Linked DNA regions of Homo sapiens: region 2 is linked to region 1. Evidence: read pairs that join two places in POLR2A ChIA-PET (ENCODE). Cell type or tissue: PC-9. All regions are shown on one strand. Each heading gives the region's core, and the rest is flanking DNA. Links, peaks and the distances in the headings are about the cores only. Region 1 overlaps FGF12 (fibroblast growth factor 12). Region 2 overlaps FGF12 (fibroblast growth factor 12).

Evidence for each region. ChIA-PET counts read pairs that join two places held together with the same protein. Peaks named below come from ENCODE experiments on the same cell type or tissue, not always from the same donor. Only the 100,000 strongest peaks of a DNase experiment are listed, where the experiment ranks them.
Region 2: POLR2A ChIA-PET joins it to region 1 with 5 read pairs; 1 of 35 experiments calls an interaction of 5 or more read pairs at or near these places.

Annotation. Positions count from the first base shown.
Region 1 is chr3:192,151,232-192,163,466 of GRCh38, forward strand. The region is part of intron 5 of FGF12 (fibroblast growth factor 12); the gene reads right to left. Among named protein-coding and RNA genes, the nearest start is that of FGF12-AS1, 81 kb to the right of the region's middle. In PC-9, for the core only: no CTCF peak of the experiment used is centred there; no DNase peak of the experiment used is centred there; H3K4me3 peaks cover 1,106 bases.
Region 2 is chr3:192,267,247-192,279,481 of GRCh38, forward strand. The region is part of intron 4 of FGF12 (fibroblast growth factor 12); the gene reads right to left. All of the region lies in intron 3 of FGF12-AS1 (FGF12 antisense RNA 1), which reads left to right. Among named protein-coding and RNA genes, the nearest start is that of FGF12-AS1, 35 kb to the left of the region's middle. In PC-9, for the core only: no CTCF peak of the experiment used is centred there; DNase peaks (open chromatin) are centred at 6,535 and 8,785; H3K27ac peaks cover 886 bases.

The sequences.
Region 1 (12,235 bases), core at 3,044-8,043:
TTTCTAGACATACAATCATGTCGTCTGCAAACAGGGACAATTTGACTTCCTCTTTTCCTAATTGAATACCCTTTATTTCCTTCCCCTGCCTAATTGCCCTGGCCAGAACTTCCAACACTATGTTGAATAGGAGTGGTGAGAGAGGGCACCCCTGTCTTGTGCCAGTTTTCAAAGGGAATGCTTCCAGTTTTTGCCCATTCAGTATGATATTGGCTGTGGGTTTGTCATAGATAGCTCTTATTATTTTGAAATACGTCCCATCAATACCTAATTTATTGAGAGTTTTTAGCATGAAGGGTTGTTGAATTTTGTCAAAGGCTTTTTCTGCATCTATTGAGATAATCATGTGGTTTTTGTCTTTGGCTCTGTTTATATGCTGGATTACATTTATTGATTTGCGTATATTGAACCAGCCTTGCATCCCAGGGATGAAGCCCACTTGATCATGGTGGATAAGCTTTTTGATGTGCTGCTGGATTCGGTTTGCCAGTATTTTATTGAGGATTTTTGCATCAATGTTCATCAAGGATATTGGTCTAAAATTCTCTTTTTTGGTTGTGTCTCTGCCCGGCTTTGGTATCAGAATGATGCTGGCCTCATAAAATGAGTTAGGGAGGATTCCCTCTTTTTCTATTGATTGGAATAGTTTCAGAAGGAATGGTACCAGTTCCTCCTCGTACCTCTGGTAGAATTCGGCTGTGAATCCATCTGGTCCTGGACTCTTTTTGGTTGGTAAACTATTGATTATTGCCACAATTTCAGCTCCTGTTATTGGTCTATTCAGAGATTCAACTTCTTCCTGGTTTAGTCTTGGGAGAGTGTATGTGTCGAGGAATTTATCCATTTCTTCTAGATTTTCTAGTTTATTTGCGTAGAGGTGTTTGTAGTATTCTCTGATGGTAGTTTGTATTTCTGTGGGATCGGTGGTGATATCCCCTTTATCATTTTTTATTGTGTCTATTTGATTCTTCTTTTTTTCTTTATTAGTCTTGCTAGCGGTCTATCAATTTTGTTGATCCTTTCAAAAAACCAGCTCCTGGATTCATTGATTTTTTGAAGGGTTTTTTGTGTCTCTATTTCCTTCAGTTCTGCTCTGATTTTAGTTATTTCTTGCCTTCTGCTAGCTTTTGAATGTGTTTGCTCTTGCTTTTCTAGTTCTTTTAATTGTGATGTTAGGGTGTCAATTTTGGATCTTTCCTGCTTTCTCTTGTGGGCATTTAGTGCTATAAATTTCCCTCTACACACTGCTTTGAATGCGTCCCAGAGATTCTGGTATGTTATGTCTTTGTTCTTGTTGGTTTCAAAGAACATCTTTATTTCTGCCTTCATTTCGTTATGTACCCAGTAGTCATTCAGGAGCAGGTTGTTCAGTTTCCATGTAGTTGAGCGGCTTTGAGTGAGATTCTTAATCCTGAGTTCTAGTTTGATTGCACTGTGGTCTGAGAGATAGTTTGTTATAATTTCTGTTCTTTTACATTTGCTGAGGAGAGCTTTACTTCCAACTATGTGGTCAATTTTGGAATGGGTGTGGTGTGGTGCTGAAAAAAATGTATATTCTGTTGAATTGGGGTGGAGAGTTCTGTAGATGTCTATTAGGTCCGCTTGGTGCAGAGCTGAGTTCAATTCCTGGGTATCCTTGTTGACTTTCTGTCTCGTTGATCTGTCTAATGTTGACAGTGGGGTGTTAAAGTCTCCCATTATTAATGTGTGTGAGTCTAAGTCTCTTTGTAGGTCACTCAGGACTTGCTTTATGAATCTGGGTGCTCCTGTATTGGGTGCATATATATTTAGGACAGTTAGCTCTTCTTGTTGAATTGATCCCTTTACCATTATGTAATGGCCTTCTTTGTCTCTTTTGATCTTTGTTGGTTTAAAGTCTGTTTTATCAGAGACTAGGATTGCAACCCCTGCCTTTTTTTGTTTTCCATTTGCTTGGTAGATCTTCCTCCATCCTTTTATTTTGAGCCTATGTGTGTCTCTGCATGTGAGATGGGTTTCCTGAATACAGCACACTGATGGGTCTTGACTCTTTATCCAATTTGCCAGTCTGTGTCTTTTAATTGGAGCATTTAGTCCATTTACATTGAAAGTTAATATTGTTATGTGTGAATTTGATCCTGTCATTATGATGTTAGCTGGTGATTTTGCTCGTTAGTTGATGCAGTTTCTTCCTAGTCTCGATGGTCTTTACATTTTGGCATGATTTTGCAGTGGCTGGTACCGGTTGTTCCTTTCCATGTTTAGCGCTTCCTTCAGGAGCTCTTTTAGGGCAGGCCTGGTGGTGACAAAATCTCTCAGCATTTGCTTGTCTGTAAAGTATTTTATTTCTCCTTCACTTATGAAGCTTAGTTTGGCTGGATATGAAATTCTGGGTTGAAAATTCTTTTCTTTAAGAATGTTGAATATTGGCCCCCACTCTCTTCTGGCTTGTAGGGTTTCTGCCGAGAGATCCGCTGTTAGTCTGATGGGCTTCCCTTTGAGGGTAACCCGACCTTTCTCTCTGGCTGCCCTTAACATTTTTTCCTTCATTTCAACTTTGGTGAATCTGACAATTATGTGTCTTGGAGTTGCTCTTCTCGAGGAGTATCTTTGTGGCGTTCTCTGTATTTCCTGAATCTGAACGTTGGCCTGCCTTGCTAGATTGGGGAAGTTCTCCTGGATAATATCCTGCAGAGTGTCTTCCAACTTGGTTCCATTCTCCCCATCACTTTCAGGTACACCAATCAGACGTAGATTTGGTCTTTTCACATAGTCCCATATTTCTTGGAGGCTTTGCTCATTTCTTTTTATTCTTTTTTCTCTAAACTTCCCTTCTCGCTTCATTTCATTCATTTCATCTTCCATTGCTGATACCCTTCTTCCAGTTGATCGCATCGGCTCCTGAGGCTTCTGCATTCTTCATGTAGTTCTCGAGCCTTGGTTTTCAGCTCCATCAGCTCCTTTAAGCACTTCTCTGTATTGGTTATTCTAGTTATACATTCTTCTAAATTTTTTTCAAAGTTTTCAACTTCTTTGCCTTTGGTTTGAATGTCCTCCCGTAGCTCAGAGTAATTTGATCGTCTGAAGCCTTCTTCTCTCAGCTCGTCAAAGTCATTCTCCATCCAGCTTTGTTCCGTTGCTGGTGAGGAACTGCGTTCCTTTGGAGGAGGAGAGACGCTCTGCATTTTAGAGTTTCCAGTTTTTCTGTTCTGTTTTTTCCCCATTTTTGTGGTTTTATCTACTTTTGGTCTTTGATGATGGTGATATACAGATGGGTTTTCGGTGTGGATGTCCTTTCTGTTTGTTAGTTTTCCTTCTAACAGACAGGACCCTCAGCTGCAGGTCTGTTGGAGTACCCTGCTGTGAGAGGTGTCAGTGTGCCCCTGCTGGGCGGTGCCTCCCAGTTAGGCTGCTCGGGGGTCAGGGGTCAGGGACCCACTTGAGGAGGTAGTCTGCCCGTTCTCAGATCTCCAGCTGCGTGCTGGGAGAACCACTGCTCTCTTCAAAGCTGTCAGACAGGGACCTTTAAGTCTGCAGAGGTTACTGCTGTCTTTTTGTTTGTCTGTGCCCTGCCCCCAGAGGTGGAGCCTACAGAGGCAGGCAGGCCTCCTTGAGCTGTGGTGGGCTCCACCCAGTTCGAGCTTCCCGGCTGCTTTGTTTACCTAAACAAGCCTGGGCAATGGCGGGCGCCCCTCCCCCAGCCTCGCTGCCGCCTTGCAGTTTGATCTCAGACTGCTGTGCTAGCAATCAGCGAGATTCCGTGGGCGTAGGACCCTCCGAGCCAGGTGTGGGATATAGTCTCGTGGTGCGCCGTTTTTTAAGCCGGTCTGAAAAGCGCAATATTCGGGTGGGAGTGACCCGATTTTCCAGGTGCGTCTGTCACCCCTTTCTTTGACTCGGAAAGGGAACTCCCTGCCCCCTTGCGCTTCCCAGGTGAGGCAATGCCTCGCCCTGCTTCGGCTCGCGCACGGTGCGCGCACCCACTGACCTGCGCCCACTGTCTGGCACTCCCTAGTGAGATGAACCCGGTACCTCAGATGGAAATGCAGAAATCACCGGTCTTCTGCATTGCTCACGCTGGGAGCTGTAGACCGGAGCTGTTCCTATTCGGCCGTCTTTCAGCATTTGAAACTTTTATGAGTTGTTCTGGTGCTTTGCAAACACAATCACAATTTCGTAGGAATAAATCTAGCTGAAGTCCCACTGTGTGTATAGGGCCCACTGTTTATCTAATATACCCATTCCAAGTACCATAATTCTGAATGCAATTGAAAGGTGAGGTTCATTTGGGCGATCTAAAACATGTTCTTTTGTTTTGGGGGGGAGCTTAAGAAGCCTAAACAAACAAAAAATAAATTAAGAATTACTAATGTCATTGCTTCTGGCCTTTTGGCTATGAACAAGTATGGAGAATTACTAATACCACATAGAAAATGGGAATCACATGTACTTTATAGTAAAATTTATTCATGATCTTATATAAATATCAGCACTAGAATTTGGAGTTCTGCTATTAATTTCTAATCACATACTATTAAGCATTTAGGGGAAACCTTTAGCAAGTATGTCCAGAGAACTGTCTAGGCTCTGACCTTCAATAGCTACATGAATTCTACAACTCTTAAACTGTGGTTCTCAAATTATTCTTATCCTATGCCAGATTAAGTTTCTCTCTTCCTAATAATCAGATCCTTATTATTAACCAGAAAGATTCCTAGTCCCTTGATTTGTAGTAGCTCGAAGTGCAATGTATTTCAAGAGGGACTTTTTCCATCTCTTTCTGTTATAATGCGCAATATTATTTCACCAGGAATAGATTTGCCATGCTTTAGGAGGTGCTAGAATTTTTTTTAAATCTCTTTTTTTTCTTCAAAAATTATTTTCCTGTTTCCTCTGTGTTATGCACTGGAGGCCACTTCAGCTATGAGAACAAAATTTGATATTTTAGTTCTTATGATAAGCAGTAATTTCTAGACTGGAAATAACATGAAAACAAAACAAAGAAACAGAAACTCCCTATCTTTCTTGTCTTCCCAGTTCCCCAATCCTGTTCCACAAAAACTCAGATTCAGTGGCACTTCTCATATGAAATTGGAAGCAAATCCTCTAATTTAGACAATATGGGATGTTACTAGTTAACTATGTCTCACTCAGGACCTTGGGGCAACACTTGTGATATAGATTTTATTTTCAGCAGGTATGATGTTATAGATAGTACTTAGTATAAAACTGATTTAAACTTTGTTTCTCTCTGATTGCACTTGATACTATTTTTCCAACACAGTTTCAGTACCCAAATTTCAAGGATGTTCAGTGTCCTAAAGATGCAAGGCCTGCAAGATAAATAAACAATGTTATTTCCCTTTCATCTGGCCTGCAAGATAAATAAACAATGTTATTTCCCTTTCATCTGGCTTTTCTGGGTTGTCCTTGATCAAGCCGCTTGCCCTCTTTCTATTCATTTGTCAAGTACATAGAGTAGGAAAAGAAATATTTGCTTCCCTCACCCCAGGATATTTCTGAGATAAAATATCATTGCTCCTCTAATGCATGTATCATCATAATAGTTTTGGACAAATGGTAAAATACGATCATGTTTTGAAGAGGAAGCATTTCTTTTTGGTTCTTCTGTACTCTTTCTTCAAATCAAAGCACACTCTTATTTCACTTCTTTTCTTCTTATTTTTCCTCTATTCTGACTTACATTTCAATTTTCTTCCTTCTTCTTAATGTTTCTTTCTATTCATGCTTTTGACTTTTCTAGAGCTATCGTAGATTGAAACGGAGAGATTTAACCCAGCTTTCTGAGTGAAAATAAGGTAGAGATTTGGTGCGAGAGTGTTCCTCCTTATTTTCAGACACAAGGACAAGCAGGTTTCTAATAACACAGCTCACAGTATGTACTACTTTAAAGCACAGTATTTACTAGAAACCAGTTTAACCCTTGAATGTCAGCAGAATGCACTTGTGAGATAGACAGTAGTTACCAGGTGACCCAGCACAGTGAAGGTTTTGATTTTAACAGCTGTCTGAGCATGCACTGACCATGTAGCCATAGAAAGCCCTGCAGTTCTGGTAACACAAATACAATGCAACACTTGGTCAGAACAGGACCATAATATATTGACTCTGTGATGATATATGGTATTTGTTCTATTTATTTAATTCTTGCTTCATTTTAAAGTGAAAAATTTACACTTTTAGAAAAGAGAAATGTGAAATATATATCACTGAGCTTTGAAGTATTGTCAAAAACAATCCATTTTCTCTTTGTAGGATTAGGTATGGATTTTTTCCAGGGCAAGCTTTCTATTTAATATTTTTCTATTACATTCTTTTCATGGGTGCCTGTGTTGCAAATGCAGTTACCAGAATATGCAGGCTTTCCTTGCCATCGTGATGGCTCAGATTCCCCTATTTACAACTTCTAACATTCAACAATAACTTCTATTTTAGTTATAAATTTCTTCTGAAAAAATTACAATGAAACAAAGACTTTCTTAAAAGTATGAAAAAAGTAAAATCTTGGGCATTGCTGTTATTTATAAAGCACACAGCTATAATAAACCGGGTGCCAAGTACCATCCTATGAGTACTCTCCTATTAAGCATTAGTCATCCTCATAATAATATCTAACGTTAACTGAGCACTTACTATATGCCTGCACATTATACATACAAACAGTTTTTTAAATGACCATAAAAATAGATACTTTTAGTGGCCTGTTTTGCAGCTGAGTAAACTGAAGAACAAAGAGGGTAACCTGTCCAAAGTAATATAGCAATACAGGGCAGTCAGCTTTAAAATCCATTTGAGACTAACCCTGGTGCCCCTGCTCTAAGCTGATAGCCTAACAGTTGAGTATGTGTAAATATGCTGAAAAACATAAAACTGTTTTGACTGGTCGTAAGTCAAAACCTTGACCCCAAACCTCATGGTTGTACACAGCACTTTCTGGAATTCTACTACATCTTTCTGGTCAATCAGCTCTCTCATGCTTCGCAAGTTACTTATTTCACACCTTCCCCTTGTACCTCAAGCTTCCAATACCACCTTAGCCCCTCCACAGACTCAGGAAATAGACCTGCCTGCTTTTCCCTTTTCTCTTTCTTTCTTTCTTTCTCTTTCTTTCTTTCTTTCTTTCTTTCTTTCTTTCTTTCTTTCTTTCTTTCTTTTCTTTCTCTCTCTTTCTTTTTCTTTCTTTCTCTTTCTTTTTCTTTTTTCTTTCTTTCTTTCTTCTTTTTTCTTGCTTTCTTGCTCTTTGTCTCTCTCTCCCTTCCTTCCTCTCTCTTTCCTTTTTCTTTCTTCTTTCCTTCCCTCCCTTCCTCCCGCCCTCCCTCTCTCCCTCCCTCCCTTTCTTTCTCTTTCTTTCTTTCTTCTCGTCTTTCTCTTTTTTTCTTCTTCCTTCTTTCTTTCTCTCTGTTTTTTCCCTCCCTCCCTCCCTCCCTTCCTTCCCTCCCTCCCTCTCTCTCTCTCTTTCTCCTTCCTTCCCTCCTTCCTTCCTTCTCCCTCTCTCCTTCTTATTCTTCCTCTTTATTTTCCAAGACAATAAACTGTCTGACTTTGCATTTCACTTAGAAAGGAGAATTAGATGAGAAATGTTTTCATGGCAAAAATTACCAACCTATGGACATCTGCCCCCACGTGTTCTGACTCCTGCTTGTTACAATGCTTGCACTGTGCAGTTCTTACCTAAATCTAGAGCGCCATGGTGCACTCAGTCCCAGCCCTTCTACTCAGTGTTCTTTGGTGTCCCTCTCTCCTGTGATCCCAATGTCTGCTTATCCCAGATTGTTCCCATCAGTATATGAATGTATGAAATAGCTTTAAAAACAAAGAACCCTACCATGTAACTGTCATGTTTCTCACCAGCTCCCTCCTCATTTCTCTACTTCCTTTTTATAGCAGCAGTTCTCAAAAGAACTTTAATATTCAATATTACCTTCTTCTTTTCTTTGCCTCCAGTTATCATTTAATTCTTTCCATTCAGACTTATTTCTCACTGTTTCACCAAAATCACTCATGTCAAGTCACTACTGACCACGAGTTACAAAAGCAAAGATCAATTCTCATTTAGCAGCTTGCTAGACACTCCAGCAGTGTTGGATACAGTTAATTATTTCCTCCTTTTTGACAAGATGTTTTCACTTGGCTTCTTGAACATCAATCAAAATAGCCTAGTCTTTCTGCAAATCACTGGCTACTCTATTTTATTCTCCTTTGCAGGAGCCTCCTTTTCCAATAAATGTTAGTGTTCCCCAGGAGTAAGTCAGCAATTACATTCATTTTCTTAGCAGTGTGAAGAAACTAGGGAAGTATTCTCCCCATTTCTTGTCACAACTATAGTGATGGAGGTCAAGGTGGTATTACTAATATTCTATAATGTGAGAAAGTTCCACACAATAGAATAATTTTTCCAAACAAGATAGTCTCCCCATTTGAAAAGTAGTCATAGAACCTAGGGCAGTGGTTGTCAAGCGGTGGTGAATTTGCCTTCAGTGAATCTTTCGTAATGTCTGAGACATGTTTGTTTGTCACCACTAGAGAGGATGATTTGCTATTGGTATCCTGAACATAGAGGCTATAGATGTTGCTACATATCCTCCAATGCACAGGGAAGTGCCCCACAACAAGGAATTATAGAACCCAAAGTCCCAAAATGTCAGTAGTGTCTGAGTTGTAATAACCAGTACTAGGGGATTACAAGTGATTTTAAAATGTCATATTTAAGTAGTGTGTGTGTGTGTGTGTGTGTGTGTGTGTGTGTGTACACATTTCAGCACACAGACCCATTATTCGCCCAGTTCATCATGCCTAACACCTAAAAGTCATCCCTGATTTCTGTCTTTATCTAACAACCTACATCCAATCCATTAGCATGCTCTATCAGGTCTACCTTCAAAATAAATTCAAAGTCATTCTCTCTACCTCTAGTTATAAAACCCTAGAGTCCAATCTAATACTATCTTGCTTAAGATCCTGGATGATTTCACTGCAATTCTGCTCAAAATCTATAATGAATCCCCATCACATTAACCATAAAATCTAAAGTCCTGAAGGTGGTTACAAGCCCTCAATTTATAGTCTTTCCTTTCTCTCTAAGTTCATCTCCTACCTTCCATTCCTTTAATCAATCCATTCTAGTCACATTGGCTTTCTTGCTCATTATTAGGCATCCTCGGAGTCTATAAAAGCCTTTGGAATCTCTCAGCTTTGCCTGCAAAAACCTTGTGCCACATCTTTGCATGGTTTACTACTAAATTTCATTCAGATTACTGTTCAAACATCATTTACGTCATCTTCTCTAAAAAATTTACCTTCATCATCCTTTTTAAAATAGTCCCATATTTTTTTCTTGGAACTAATCTCTAGTGATGTTTTAAAATGCTTGCTTATTTTTAATTGCGTATTTTTTACCCATTTCTAGACATAAATGCTATCAAGTCAAAATTGTCTTTCCTTGAGTACTAACTGTGTCCCCATTAGTACAGTGAAAGACGCTTAGTAGATGTTTCATAGTTATGTTCCAAATGAATATTCCTATCTACTATGCTACAGTGACTAACTGAAGAAGTCTTTGGTTGGAGTAAAGCTGATTTTTCTTTCACCTTTAAAGTCAGTGAATCTTTACTTTATCTAAGGTCCTAAACTTGGGCTGAGTTCCCTGAAACTGACCAATATAAAGGTAAAATAGATGACTTTGACACAAATGGAGCAAGGAATACTATACGGTAGACAATATTTATCAAGCTCCTTTAGTTAAGTGATATTTGAATAATCAAATAATAAGCCTCATCTTCACAGAAATAAGAAAAATCAATGAAACAGAAAATAAACCAAGAAAGCTGACGACCACCCTTACCTTTCCTTGTATATATGGTGCATTATAGAGTCTAGAAAGGAAAGAGATTCTAAGGATCATTGCATCAGACAGTTCCCTAAACTTAGTGATTGTCAAGGCATGACCCCTAACCACCACCACCAACAGCAGGAACGTTAAGAAATGCAAATTATTTGGCCAGCTCAAACGTACAGAATTAAAAATTCAGGAGATGGGGCCTAGCAATCTATGCTTTAGTGGGCTCTCTAGGTAATTCTGATGCACACTCAACTTGTAGAGTTGCTGTCCTTAATTCTTCCATGAGAAATACCCGGATGTTCTAAGAATACACATTTGTATCTATGTCTTGCCTCTGCAGATTCTAATTCATAAGAAGTTACACACAAATACACACACACACACAACTGATTAAGTAACTAAATTGAATAACTTTAAGGAATGACAACGCCTATTTACACACACACACACACACACACACACACACATCACATCACATTTGTAGTAGGAAAAGCATGACATCTGAAGTTACCAGGTAACAATTCTAGTTTTGCTTCTTTCTAGCTGTATACACCTAAGTGAGTTAACCTCTAGAAATGACATCTTTCTCGTGTTTAAAATAGGGATAGTAAATCTTAACCTTCATACTTCCAAGGATTTAGTGGCTATTAAATGATACTTTGGTTCAGAAAGCATGTTGAAAGGACAATATGCCATTCAAATGGAATATAAGGTAGTATAGCTGCTACTAATTATCACTTTATATTGTTGCTGTATTCTTGACAGATCCTTTGAAATTTGAGAGTGCTAGCAGTAATTTTTAAGTGTCAATGTCACTCTGTAGTGGAGAGTTGAACAACCTGTGTGTGGGAACACTGGAGTTGTTCTGACAAATTCTGTTTTCCAAATAAAAACAATTTAACTTCTGTTTTTAATAAAACTAAAACATTAAACTCTATAAAGAACCTCCATCGACTACTAGTTACCATCAAAGACAAATGAAATATGATTAATCATTTTATTACTACAAATTTAATTGAATTTTCCTTGGTCCTCTGTAATTTCCAAGAAGCTGAAAGGTTAGACTGCTGTGTTAGTTAATGCACCATTGAAGATACTTAATTGTCTTAATAGCAGATCATAGAAGGGTGTGGGAAATTTACCTAAAGCAATTTCACACCTGAATTAATGTTACATGGGATCCTTTTGGAACTCTGGGAGAATTCTAAGTGCTAGTTTGGAAGAAATGTATTGCCTTAGAAATGCATTCACTGTGCTATACATATTTACTATAATGAGATAACAACTATAACGTTGTGAACAAAAGCGTCTGTATGTTCGTTTAGAAAGAAAGAAAAAGCAATATTTGCAATGAGGGACAAAGAGAGAGAAAGAGGAAGAATGTGTGGGGAAGAGGTAAGAGGGTTGTATTAAAGACTACATTCAGAAACCAGAAAAAACTGGTTTGAATAAGTTACAATGGTTTGCAGGAGGAAAGTATCACAGGCTGGCAGAAACCCAAAACACAAAAGAAAGAGTTGCAGCTATTATCCTTTCTGTAATTAAAACAATTACTGGCAGAGAGGTTCTTTTTTGCTCCATCTTTCTGCTTTTGTCTTTCAGTATGGTTGGGTCCAAAAGAGAACCAAGGCATTTATTTCTATTTCCAGTTTATTGAAATAAAAATATCAAATTTGGCATTAGTGTCCACCAGTTGGAGTTTTAAAACATCAGGACTCCTGATTTGCTCTGTTCTTTGGTGTCTTATTATGTAGTTTTGAAGGGATTGTTATTTTCCTTCCAGATTCCATTTTCATTGCCTTTAATTTCTCATGCAATGCCACATCTCACAGCATTTTTCCAATACAAAACACAGTAAGACAATGTCCATTTTCTAAGACAAAATGAAAAAGGCATTTCATGTTTGATCTGACAGAATTCTCTTGAAAAATCCAACTTTTTTTTACAATGTCTAATTTTCATATTATTCCTTTGAAGCAGGTGGAATTTATAATAGACTTTATCTTCAGAGATGACTGAGGTAGAAGGAGATAAATTATTTTCTCAAAATTACTTAGCAAGGCTGCTCTGCCTATGGAGTAGCCATTCTTCTGTTTCTTGACTTCTCCAATACACTTGCTTTCATTCAAACAAAAATTGCTTAGCAAATCATTGCCAAATTTTGACCCAAAGAATTAGACACTTCTGTATTCTTGGTTACTTGATTTCTATTAGGTTGCTCTAAGAGGTGTCAATTTAATAAAATAATTGGCATTACCTCTACTGACTTCATATAGGAATTTAACCCTGGACTAAAACATACCTGTCTTGATAGTAGTAGGGAATGTAAAAATGTAACATATATAGTATACTTAATTTCATGTCAGAGGGACAATTTATATTACATTAGATTCAGTC
Region 2 (12,235 bases), core at 4,211-9,210, 120 kb after region 1:
GATTGGCTGGCAGCACAGCATCTCCAGGAAGAACCCCAGTCTATCATCTCAATGCTCTGATTCATCTTTATGCCAAAATACAATGTGCAAGGTATAGCTGCAGCCCCCGTCTAAAATTCCCATGCATTACGCTTTTCAATGGCCACAGATTAAAGGTATTTAAATACATGTTAGTTATTTCCATTTCCAATGAGAGTTTAATAAAAGACTATATCTTCTCTTTTTAATGAGAATATTAACAACATTAGTAGGGGCCAAGAAGATTCTCCAAGTCTATGCAAGAGATTATATTTATATATCTGTTTTTATATCTATCATCAATCTATCTGTCATCTATCTACCTAAATTACCATTCAGTCCTCTCTTTTCCCGTAACATATCAGTGGAGATGTTATAGTAGTAAATGTGGCATTGTGGACATTTATAAACATTTGATTAAAACCATGGATTTCCCTTCCTGAAAATATTCATATGCACATACATCAATTTGCTGTATAATTTCCCTAAACTTATTCATGGACTCCCAATGTTAAAAATTTTATAGGACATTTTAAATTATAAAATATGATTTCTGTGCTATTCAAAATCATAAAAACCCACTATAGATAATTTTGCATCAAAAATCACAAATTTCTAACAACGCACCTTTAATAAGTTTAACACAAATCATAGTTCTCCTTCCACATCACATATTCTCTATTCTATAAGTTGCTTGACCTCCCACTTTGTAAGAATCCTTTCTGTTTCTATTTGAGTATTCTTGTTCTCCCAAGGGATGGATATCTCAGATTTAAAGATAAAGCTTTTATTTTAAAACATGAATACACAACCCAGCACAGTACTATGAAATCTCAGAAGTTCTTCCTAATGTTTAACGTAAATATTTCCTATGCCAGATGTAGCTATTTTCCTTGTCACTTTTGCATCATAGGCTAGAGGATTACAAACTGATTACCCAGACTGCACTTCTCTGCCCTACATACTAGCAAATTCTGCTGCTTCCAATTTTCCACGAAGAGCTCATCCTTCAAGCATCTACTCCATCTGGGGAGCTGTGGTGGCCTTTATCTAAAACTAGATTTAACACCAGAACTCTAGATGTGGGTTTTCAAATGGAATAAGAGGTCATGTGGGATAGAGAGCTCTTTTCTTTCATACTATGTGATGGATGATATCGTTTGGATATCTGTCCCTGCCCAAATCTCATTTTGAAATGTAATCTCCAATGTTGGAGGTGGGGCCTGGTGGGAGATGTTTGAATCATGGGAGCAGATGCCTCATGAATGGCTTGGGTCATCCCCTTGATGATAAGTGAACTCTCTCTCTGAGTTTGCATGAGATCTGGCTGTGTAAAAGTGTGTGGCTTCTCCCCTGCATTGCTCCTGATTTTGCCATGTGACATACCTGCTCCTCCTTTGCCTTGTCATGATTGTAAGCTTCCTGAGGCTTCCCTAGAAACCAAGGAGATGCCAGCACCATGCTTCCTGTAAAACCTGCAGAACTGTGAGCCGATCAAAACTATTGTCTTCATAAATTACCCAGTCTCAAGTATTTCTTTATAGCAATGCAAGAATAATCTAATACAATAGCCTACTTTAATAAAGTTTGAACTTTGTATGCAAATGTTACACATTACTAAAACATTTTTATTTTTATTTATTTATTTTTTGTTTTTTATTTTTTTGAGATGGAGTCTCTCACTCTGTCACCCAGGCTGGAGTGCAGCAGCATGAACCTGGCTCACAGCAGCCTCCGCCTCCTGGGTTCAAGTGATTCTCCTGCCTCAGCCTCCCTAGTAGCTGGGATTACAGGCGTGTGCCACCACGCCTGGCTAATTTTTGTATTTTTAGTAGAGAAAGTGTTTCACCATGTTGGCCAGGCTGGTCTCAAATTCCTGACCTCAAGTGATCCACCAGCCTTGTCCTGTCCTCTCAAAGTGCTGAGATTACAGGCATGAGCTAACATACTTGGCCCTACTAAGACATTTTTAAATAGTGAAAGCCACCCACTAGAACATAAAAGAAAATTTAAAAAAATGCCTCTCTTCCAAATTTCAGCAGTCTTAACTAATTTTATTTCTCTATATTCTCCTAGCTTTTTAACCTGCACTCAGTGTTACCAGATGTAATCAATGTAGATACAGCCATTTGTTGATCGTATACACAGTACTGGTTAAATGTGAACTCTGCAGACAGACTCTCTACATTTGAATCCCAAACCCAGGGGTTATCAGCCCTGCAATCTTGCTCAGTTCCTTCATGTGTAAATTAGGGACCATAATAGTACTACCTAATAATATTACTGTTAGGCTTAATAAATGTAAAGTCCTTCAAAAGTGTTTGGCACATTAAAAGGACCTAATAAATGCTATATTTATTATGACTAGTTATTTAGTTCCTCTATATAACACTAGGTTGGAGCCAATTTTCTGCAGTTGCAGAGTCTACCCAATAACTCTTAATGGCCACACAATATTTCTTTACCTCTTGGCATGTAAACTCATTTAATAATTTCTATACCATTGGGTATTTAAATTGTTTCCATCTTTTACTATTATAGCTAATACTACAAAGAATATCTTCAGACATACAGCTCTTTTTTTTCTCCTTTGAAGTGATTTTATTAAGACAAATTTCTGAGTTTAATAAATGGCTGAAAAGCTGAACATTGTTAGTGAGCCCTGTGTTATAAAGAGAAACAAAACTGACATCCATTCAGGTTAGTGGCAAGGTGTTTCATTAAAGAACATGGAATATTTGTAATACTGTAGTATTACTGAAAAAGAGTAACTTTCATGGGCCACAATTTCAATTTTGTGTTCCACATCCTCCTGCATTCTGAGGTCAATGGAGTCAGGACCTAGCGGTTTTTCAGTAGAAATCTTTCACATATAAAATTCAAGGCCTTTTTGCTCTGATGACCATAGAGCTATTTTTCACAGAAATAAAGCTTTTCCTGATGGTCTTGAAACAACTTCCCACAGCTCAATGAAAAGCAAAAGCATTTTTCTTTTCTCCAAGGAGCCTCAGGCTACATGTAATACAGCACTTAATTTCCTGCACCTTAGTTGGTAACTGTTAAATCAATTCATGAGCAAAGAACTGAACTTTCTTGAAATTCTCCACTCATGCTATTCCACTATATCAACATTTCATAAAACCCCTCATTTCTCCCCTACTATTACTGGGCAAAGTGAACTAAGAAGAGAAAAAGAAAAGAAAAATAATTCAATCTAAGTTACTATGAACCACAGCAGATCTCATGAAGGGTACTGGGGAGAAATAAGATGTTAAGTACATTGCAGGAGCTGACAAACTAATTCTGGATGAGCCAAGTCACAAAAAATTAAGAGAATTATTGTATCTTATACGTTATGTATCCTTCACTATTTCAGCAAAGGTAAACTAAAATGACAAATATGTTTCCACACTTACATAACCCATATATTCCTCCAGATTGTAGAAGAAAAATGCTATGCTGAAATTTTTAAAAAGAAGGAAAAAAGGTAAGACAGATGAATGGATGGAGGGAAGAAAAGTGGGAAGGAAGGAAGGAAGGAAGGAAGGAAGGAAAGAAGGAAGGAAGGAAGGAAGATAAAAGAATCCACTAATTCAATGGGAAGAAAATAGGGAGATATAATGGGTGTTGGTGGATGTTAGAATTCCACCAAAAACACCTCAAATTCCATTTAAATTGATTTGATATGTAGGTTTTTCTTGCCCTTCTGAGTTTCTCAGATAGTATATTGGCAGGCAGCCTCATTCCCTGCAGTAAGGATGGTTCTTAAAAAACTGGACCAAAATCAATCAATTAGACATTGCCAAAGATTTCTCTCCAAGTGTCATCTAAAAATCATTAACTGTGGCATGAAATATCATGGACATTGTATAAGACATCCATGCATCATTTTTGGTTACCAAGGAAGAATAAGCCTCATGTTTGAAACTACAGAGCCTCCTTCATGTCATGTATTTAGTAACATCCAGTACATCTGCTGGCTTTGTATGAATTCAGAGGTTCAAGCACTCTTCAAATTCTTTTCTCCTGTATTCTGTGTTATTCGCCCATTAAACTTTTTCTGAGTCGACATAAGTATCTGCATTGTTGAATGCTGTACTGTCAACCAGAACTATTGTGAATCTGATTCTCAGCCCATTTGCTGGAAGTTACAGTAGCAAGGCTGAAACATTACAATAGCAAGGCAAAGTCTGATTTGGCTCAGAATTCCTGATTTAAACTCCCATCAGCGTATCCCACCCATCTTTGAAATCCAACCTACAAAGCCTAACTTACCATTTCCCACCTACCTGCCTATCTCTAGCTTTCCCTATCACCTCTGCCTTCCTTCTTTCTACTAATGGTATCTTCCAACCTTTACTTAATTTACTCCTAATTTTTCCTTTAGATATCAATTCAAATATTTCTGTTTGGGGGGAAGTCTTTCCCAACCCTCATCCCCAGATTAGATCAGTCCACTCTCATGTATCACATCTGAATGTTTTATAAACAAACACAAAGGCAACTTAATGCAGGAGTCTGAAAGACATACAATATGTCCCAAGGAAGAGGTAGAGAAGCTGAGGACACTAGTTTTGCAGCACTGTAAAAAGAAGTATCCCAAAGGATTCAGAATTTCCCAGGCTACAGACTGACTCCTTGGTTTACTGAGACGTCTTAAAACGGCTCTTCAAAGCTGATCTCCTAATTGTGATTCTTGCCTAGAATCTGATCTGGTCCTACTCATTTCTCTTATCCAGTTCTAGGGTTTTCTGGGAAGACAGGAGAGGGAAAAATATTGACTTTCCTCCAAGTGATATTAGGAATGACTAATAAAAATAATGGTGAGTCCTGGAAAATTCAGAGAGCTGCATTAAAAAATTAATGGCCCGAGTTCCTTGGAGTCATCTGAAAATTAAACAATCACCCAGAGACAAATCCAAATTTTTTTAAAAAAGCATTTCATAAAGACACAGTTTATTCTAGGAATTTTCAGTAACTGTTATTGCTTTTTTGTGGTAGCTATGCTTCAAGTAAGGCTCATTTCGTTTCAAGCCTAACTTAGTTCCATTGCAGACAAGGAAAGGGGACGGGGAGGTTATATTTTCATATTATCTGATTTTGTGAAATTGCTATGTAAAAATGTAATCCATTTCATGAAGATAAAAAACTACTTTAAAACATTTTTAAATAAAATAAAACGTAACCAGTGAAATATGGCTGCATGATTACGGGGCACAGTTGAACCTAATTACCAGCAAATTACAAACCACTCCACTAAATGAATATAAATCCTCAACAATGGAGAAGGGGGCTCTATGACTATATGATATGCTTGGTACTCTTTTAAATGATACTTCCCTATTTGAGTAAAACAAAGAAGAAACTGCAAAGGGATGAGGCAGGATAACTGCGGCTCATTTGTCACAAGGCTCCAACTTGCTTGATTTTTCCCTGTGTGTCAGAGAATGTGCACATTGAAAGAGAGGGAGCTCTCCATCACCAAGAGAGCCCAAAAATAGCCCAACTGATCATAGCCATTGTAAAAATATTCATGGATGTAAGGAAAGATCCTTTCCCAGTCTGATGCTCCTTGACTTGTGATTTGCTAAATTTGAGAAGCCATCACTTACACAACCTGTTTTATAGACAAATCCTTCCAGTTTCAGAAGAAAAAATGTCATCTATCTCAACCTCCATCTCTTTTTCAAACTTCGATAGATGAGAAGAAAATGGTGAATAAATTTTTAGAATCAGTTTTGCAAGATTGGTTTCAAGGAAGGAAGAGAACAGGTGAAGTGGATAGAGCCACACTTCCCACATAACTAAGGGCAAGTTAGTTTTATCACTTTTGGGTAAAGTGTTCCCTATGAGGGGATTTACTCCTTTCATAAGAAAATCAATCTCTTCTTCCAACAAAAGCTACTGAACCACTTATGCTGTTACATAAATGTGTTAATGGGGAAATCCATTCAAACATCTGCACTAAGCACTCTGTATTTATACATATGAATGAGATTGAGAGACACTGCCATTCCTACTGTTTTAGCTTCCACTATAGTGGAAAAGGGAAAATATATACAATATACTCTGATCCAAGGAGAAAGAAGAAAACTTCACAAAATACAAACTTGTTAAAAAATAAAGACAAAAAGACCAAGTTTCCCTGGGGCTGAAGCTGGGTTATGGGCACAGACAAACATAGGGCCTCTAAGAGAGTCCTGCATGCTAGGCAATATTTAGAGTTCTTCCTCACCAGTAGCTCAGGATGCATTCAGATGTAAGCTCGAGGAGTCACGCAGCATCTCTTGGCATTATTGGTTGTTTGCACATCCATGTCTGTAGCTGGACTGCAAACCATTCTCAAGGTGGTAAATATTCTTCCCTGGGGCTTTGTGCATGGTACACCCTCAGTAAATATTAAATGAATGGATGTATATCTGACACTGGGCGTGTCAAGGCTTCGGAAAATTTACTTCCACTCCCATAAAACTTCTTCTTTAAAAAATGCTTGCAAAAATAATAGATAGGAGGATTCAATTTGTGTTTGCAACCTTGAGACAGCAAGCTGAGGAACTGGTTTGTCTGCTTGCTGCCCGTGTCCTTCCTGCTCAGTGGACTGATTCAAGGATTTGAGTCTTCAGGATGTTAAGTGAGTGAATTAAAAAAAAAAAAAAGTAGAACTGAAAACAGTGAAAAATGCCTGTCATCAGCATCGTAATGACTGATCACCATCAGCCAGATAATTATACAGGCTGAAGATGATTTTTACAAACATAAAACCTAAAATAGATGCCTCAAGGTTAACACATCCTAATTATCTTTTGTATAAACATCGTATAAACACTCTATACTCTATTTTTAAAGGTACTGCTAAAGAAAAAATAAAAAGAAATAGAGTTAATAAAGATTATTTGCTATATCCAGAGATATACTGAAATTCCAGAATAAATCTTCCTATTACATTATTACCTATCAAGGTAGAGCAGAGTAAAAATTCCACCAATACAAGCATCTTTGTAAAATAACATATTTAATATGCACACTTACCAAAATATTACAGTGAGAAAATCAGTGACAAGTATTTATGTATATAAAATGTGTAGAGTAAGCCATACCAAAAATAAATAACAGAGAAAGTACTTCAAAAATTCCATATTTGCCTACTGTTTATATACCTCACAAGAACTATACCTATTAACACACTTGAGAGAAGATACATAGTAATAAAAATAGGAACGTGGTCACACTGATGGCTAATCAGAAAAACTATTTGGTGTAAACCAGGGTCGTCAGAGTTTAAGAATTTGGCAAGAAAGAGAGGAAGAGAGAGGAGAGAGAAGAGGGGAAAGAGAGAGAGATAGAATATAGAAGAAATGGTTTCTACTTACAGCTACTATCTAATCCCCTGGCTTTTCTGAAGTTGAAGCCAATAATATGTGAATACTTTAAGGATACGTAAGCATTTGTCCAAATTAGCATGACTGATGTTCAGATAAGGACATAACAAGGACACAGTGTGGCACTAAAGAAACAAAGTTGCTAATAACATACAGCTTTTGCAAGTAAACTGGTTTCCTTCATATCAATCACTGTGGAAGGCTTCACATTTTCTTTATCCAACGATGCCATCAGTACAAAGTCCATGGTTTAGGTGTTTCTTTAAATTATGCTTTAAGAACCTAGGACAGGTCCTTCAACTGTTTTCAAAGGGAAAAAAAATACATCCTAACAAAGTGAAAACAGATCTTTCAAATAATATAGATAATGAAGCTGCATATTAATGTTTTAGATTAAAGATGATTAGTATCTATTATTTCTTTTGTTCAGTACCTGGCATGAGAGCTATCTATAAGTAATCAGACTTTATTTATAGATAAATAAAATTTATAGGAAGCCATTCGTTTAGACTGAGCTCCTGCACCAAGCCCAACAGACCAAACCAAGATGGAGTCACTCATGCTGAAATTCCTCATCACCAAGCCAAAACTAAGTTGTTTATTTGACCTTTTAAGCAATCAGGAGAGACTCACATCCCCAAACAGTCCAGTTTTAGGTACTACGATAAGGAAGTTCCTCCTGCATTAACCTTTGCAAGTAAAGTAACTTTGAAAAGACCAATTTGCTTTTTGTTTTCTATATATGTTTTCCTCTACCCTTTTCTGTTTGTAAAACCAAACTCTGTTCAGCTCATTGAAATATTCATTCTATTTTATAGAATGCAAAATTGCTTGACTCTAGAATGGTAAATAAAAAACAATTAGGATCTTCAAACTAAAATCTGTTGTAATTTTGTCTTTAGAATTATATCTACCTGTTGGGACTAGAAAAGGTTTTGTGAAGGTGGTGTTTTCTAAGTGGGAACTAAAAAGATTGGTAGAAACAATACAGGAAAACACAATAGAAAAATAATGAAGAGAGTTTGCCCAAGGAATGGTAAGATATCCTTTTTAGTTAAGTAAAGTATAAGTAAGATAAACAACTAGAAATGTACTTTGGGGACAAAATGTGAAGAAATATGAATGTCAAGCCACGGAATTTGGACTTTACTCATTGTTCTCCAGGAAATTATGAAAGATTATAAATTACGAGATTGGCTTGACCACATTGTTCAGATAACTCCACATTCCAACCTCCCAGCTAAGGATATTGCCTCACTGTCACCTCACTGAGATGGATTGGAACCCCTTTCCCTGTAATCTGAAACTAACATAAATTATATTACCAACAGCATCTTGTATGTATCACAACACTCCATATAAAACCAACACCTACTGATAAGGGATGGAATAACGTTACTTACTTTTCTAGATTATCAATGTTAACAGTCAGCGATTCATTAAGAATCATCAAACCTTGGAGTTAAAGAGGCTCATATATGCAGTGTTCAAAAAGCAAACGTGGAAACAAATGCTCACTGGCAGGAGAGCTGATTCACCAGTCGTACAGTCACTGCAGAAAATATAGTCCACGTGTTTAAGCACTAAAGTTTCTTTTCCCTCACAAGAGCACAACTTCAAGAGGAAATGCATGGGTAAAATGGATAAATCCCAGGCCTACACAACAACCTAGATGAAGTCTAGAAATTTAGTGCTGAGTAAAATGGACAAGTTTGTTCAAGTCATCATCCAGCGCAAATCACAATGTTCTGAATGTGTTCTGACAAGGTTTTAGAGTGTAGATTCACTACTTTTTTGGTTACAGCTTATTTTAAAATTTATGATTTCTTATAAACTCACAGATAACCAAGGTGCCTTATGAGAAAATGATTCTCATTTTAATGTTGTTGTTGCAAGTTAGAAAACAATACCCCCAACTGAAGGCCTCAGAATCCAATCTTTTTCTGTCCTTTTCCTGTCCTCCTGCCTCTCAGTTCCAATTTTTCCTGAGGTTAGCCATAGAAACTAGACCCCTTCTTTCCCAAGGTGGGTGATAGAAACCAGAACCCCATTTCCCTGAAGCCAGCCAAAAACCTTAACATATTACTCTAACTTGCCCCCTCTACCTTTCTGTACAAAAATTGGCTATGAAAAAATTATCTGACCTACCTTGTTTAACTGTAGGTAATAAGATTCCCTTTCCAGAGAGGGTCCTCACCACACTCAGAAGAAAGGAATACGTACTCAGAAAGGCCAAGAAAAATCTAGACAGACAGGTCTTACTGAGTTTCCCTACTCAGTCTATTAGCATTAAATCATATTCGTTTTGTCCAATCATATTTCTACAGGATACTGTCCATACTTTGTTAAACCTAAGAATAAAAAGGGACAAATTATTCCCCTGCTTCTTTGGGCCTTCATTCTGAAAGGCTTCATGTCATGTAAAACTGTGATCAAACAAATTTATATGCCTTTTTCCTCTCAATCTGCCTCTTGTCAATAATTTTCAGTGAACCTTAAGGCAGCAGAGGAAAATTTTTCTCTTAGCCCGTATACTCTCCATTCATTGATAAAATGATTCACTGCTGTCCCTATCAAAGAATAGATTGTTTCTAAGTGAAGATATTATCTCAAGTTTATTCAGATTTTAGAGATATGCCTAGGCCAGAAGAGAGAAGCCAGAAGTTGGTAAGAGGAGCCAAATTTGAGGAGCAGTCATAAAACACTTATTACTTTTATTGGGCTGAATGAGAAAGCATTCTGTAAAGATTTCTGTCCATATGCATAACTGCTGTGATTGCAAAACCAAGAGACACAGTAAAGACGGTTTTCAAGGGAAACCAAAGAATGATGCTTGGTCTGCAGTGGGGGCAGCTGTTTGATCAATCTCTATAGGGTATTCACATGAAGTTTTTGGTCCACAAGAGGCAAATCTCTTACTATTTTTAACTGGGTAACTATGAGTATTGCTTGCAGAACCTACAACTGTGTTGCAGTGCTCACTACTGCTTGCATGGGTCTTTACAGTGAACATTCTTTCCTCCTTGCGTGTATTCAGAGCACGGAAGTCCACCGCCCAGCATCTGTATGAGGATCTGGCTGTCACAGTCCCTGCAGCTCCTATCCCGTACACATACATTTCCCTGTTTTCTTTTTTTGAGACAGAGTCTCGCTCTGTCGCCCTGGCTGGAGTGCAGTGGTGCGATCTCAGCCCACTGCAACCTTCACCTCCCGGGTTCAAGCGATTCTTCTGCCTCAGCCTCCCAAGTAGCTGGGAATACAGGCGCCTGCCACCATGCCCAGCTAATTTTTGTATTTTTAGTAGAGACGGGGTTTCGCCATGTTGGCCAGGCTAGTCCTGAACTCCTGACCTCGTGATCCACCTGCCTCAGCCTCCCAAAGTGCTGGGATTACAGGTGTGAGACACCGCGCCCAGCCACATTTCTCCTTTAAAGGTTTTACGCTGTTACCAATCAGTCAGCTTACCTACGTTAAAGACTGAAAATCATCACTATGTTAACATATATTGATGAATAGACATTATGTATGTAACAGGATTTTTTTAAATGACAAACTTTGACTAAGGCATCAGGGAATAGATATGAACTCTAAAATTTTATTCCAGAAAATATAGAAATCTGAAAATAGGTAACACAGAAATTGATTACACTGCTCTAAATTCTACAAGGAAGACATAGAAAGTTTAAGAGTAGGGCTTGGTAATTTCTTCATCTAAAACCTAGAGAAAGGGCTTCAATAGGGCCATGGAGAGTTTTTGATCTTCTTCCCATTGTACTGAGAAGCACAGTACACCAACGTCAAAATATAGTCCCACCTAGGAACGTAGAAAGCAAGGGCAAGGAGCTCATCCTATATTTTGACTGAACGGCATTCCCAAAGCTGGTCAAGACAGAGGAGAATGAGTGTATAATACTTCTAGAATAGATGTGGGCCACATGGCAAAAAAGAACCAGCCTAGAGTCTTTTAAAACTCCAATGCAAGAGAACAGGGTAAGAGGAAACGAGGCTTTAATAGGAAAAGCCTACATATGGTAGAAAGTGGAAAACCAAGAGCTGATGGAAAAGTGGTTTGAAGGTGAGAAGTCATCACTGACCGGACAGAGTTTCAGTTGGAGAGCCCACAAAGGGAAGTCTCTAAAAAACCCTTAACTACAGTAGGTAAGCGCTACCCCCAGATTCTTACTGAAGTACCAATCAAGTAACAATTCTCTGGTTCCCTTCCTGCTCCTCCCTCTCCATAGTCTAACTAGTCCTGAAGATATCAGTCATGGTGGTTGGTTTGGGCAGTGGGGGTGACTAAAATTTTTGGTGGCCTTCCTGCAAGAATGTCACAGTTAGGGCCTGATTGTGGATGAGAGTGTGGAATGAATAACCTTTGAATAACGAAGGAAGTGTTTATATTATATTGAGCTGGGAAATTTACTTATTAAGTGAATAAGTGTTTTACAACTTGAAGAAAAATGATGAGTTTCATCCATGGACATGGGAAAATTTTTCTTATGCATAAATTTTTAAAGGACAGTTAAAGAAAATGATCAGTTTGTATACTGATTTTACCTTATAAGTCATGCTTGGTTAATGTATGAGTATATATATATATATATATATATAAAATGTACATTCCCATAGAGAACTTTATTTAACCTAGACAGCCACTCTGTGAGATAAATATGTCTCTCATTTCATAGGTAAAGAAAATGACTCTAAGAGAGAGCATTTAAGACAATCAATAGCTTGCTTGAATTGAATGAACTGCCAGACATTTTTCTAAGCATTTCACATATTTATTTCATTTAATTCTAATAACAACCCTATGAAGTAGTCACTATTATATTCCC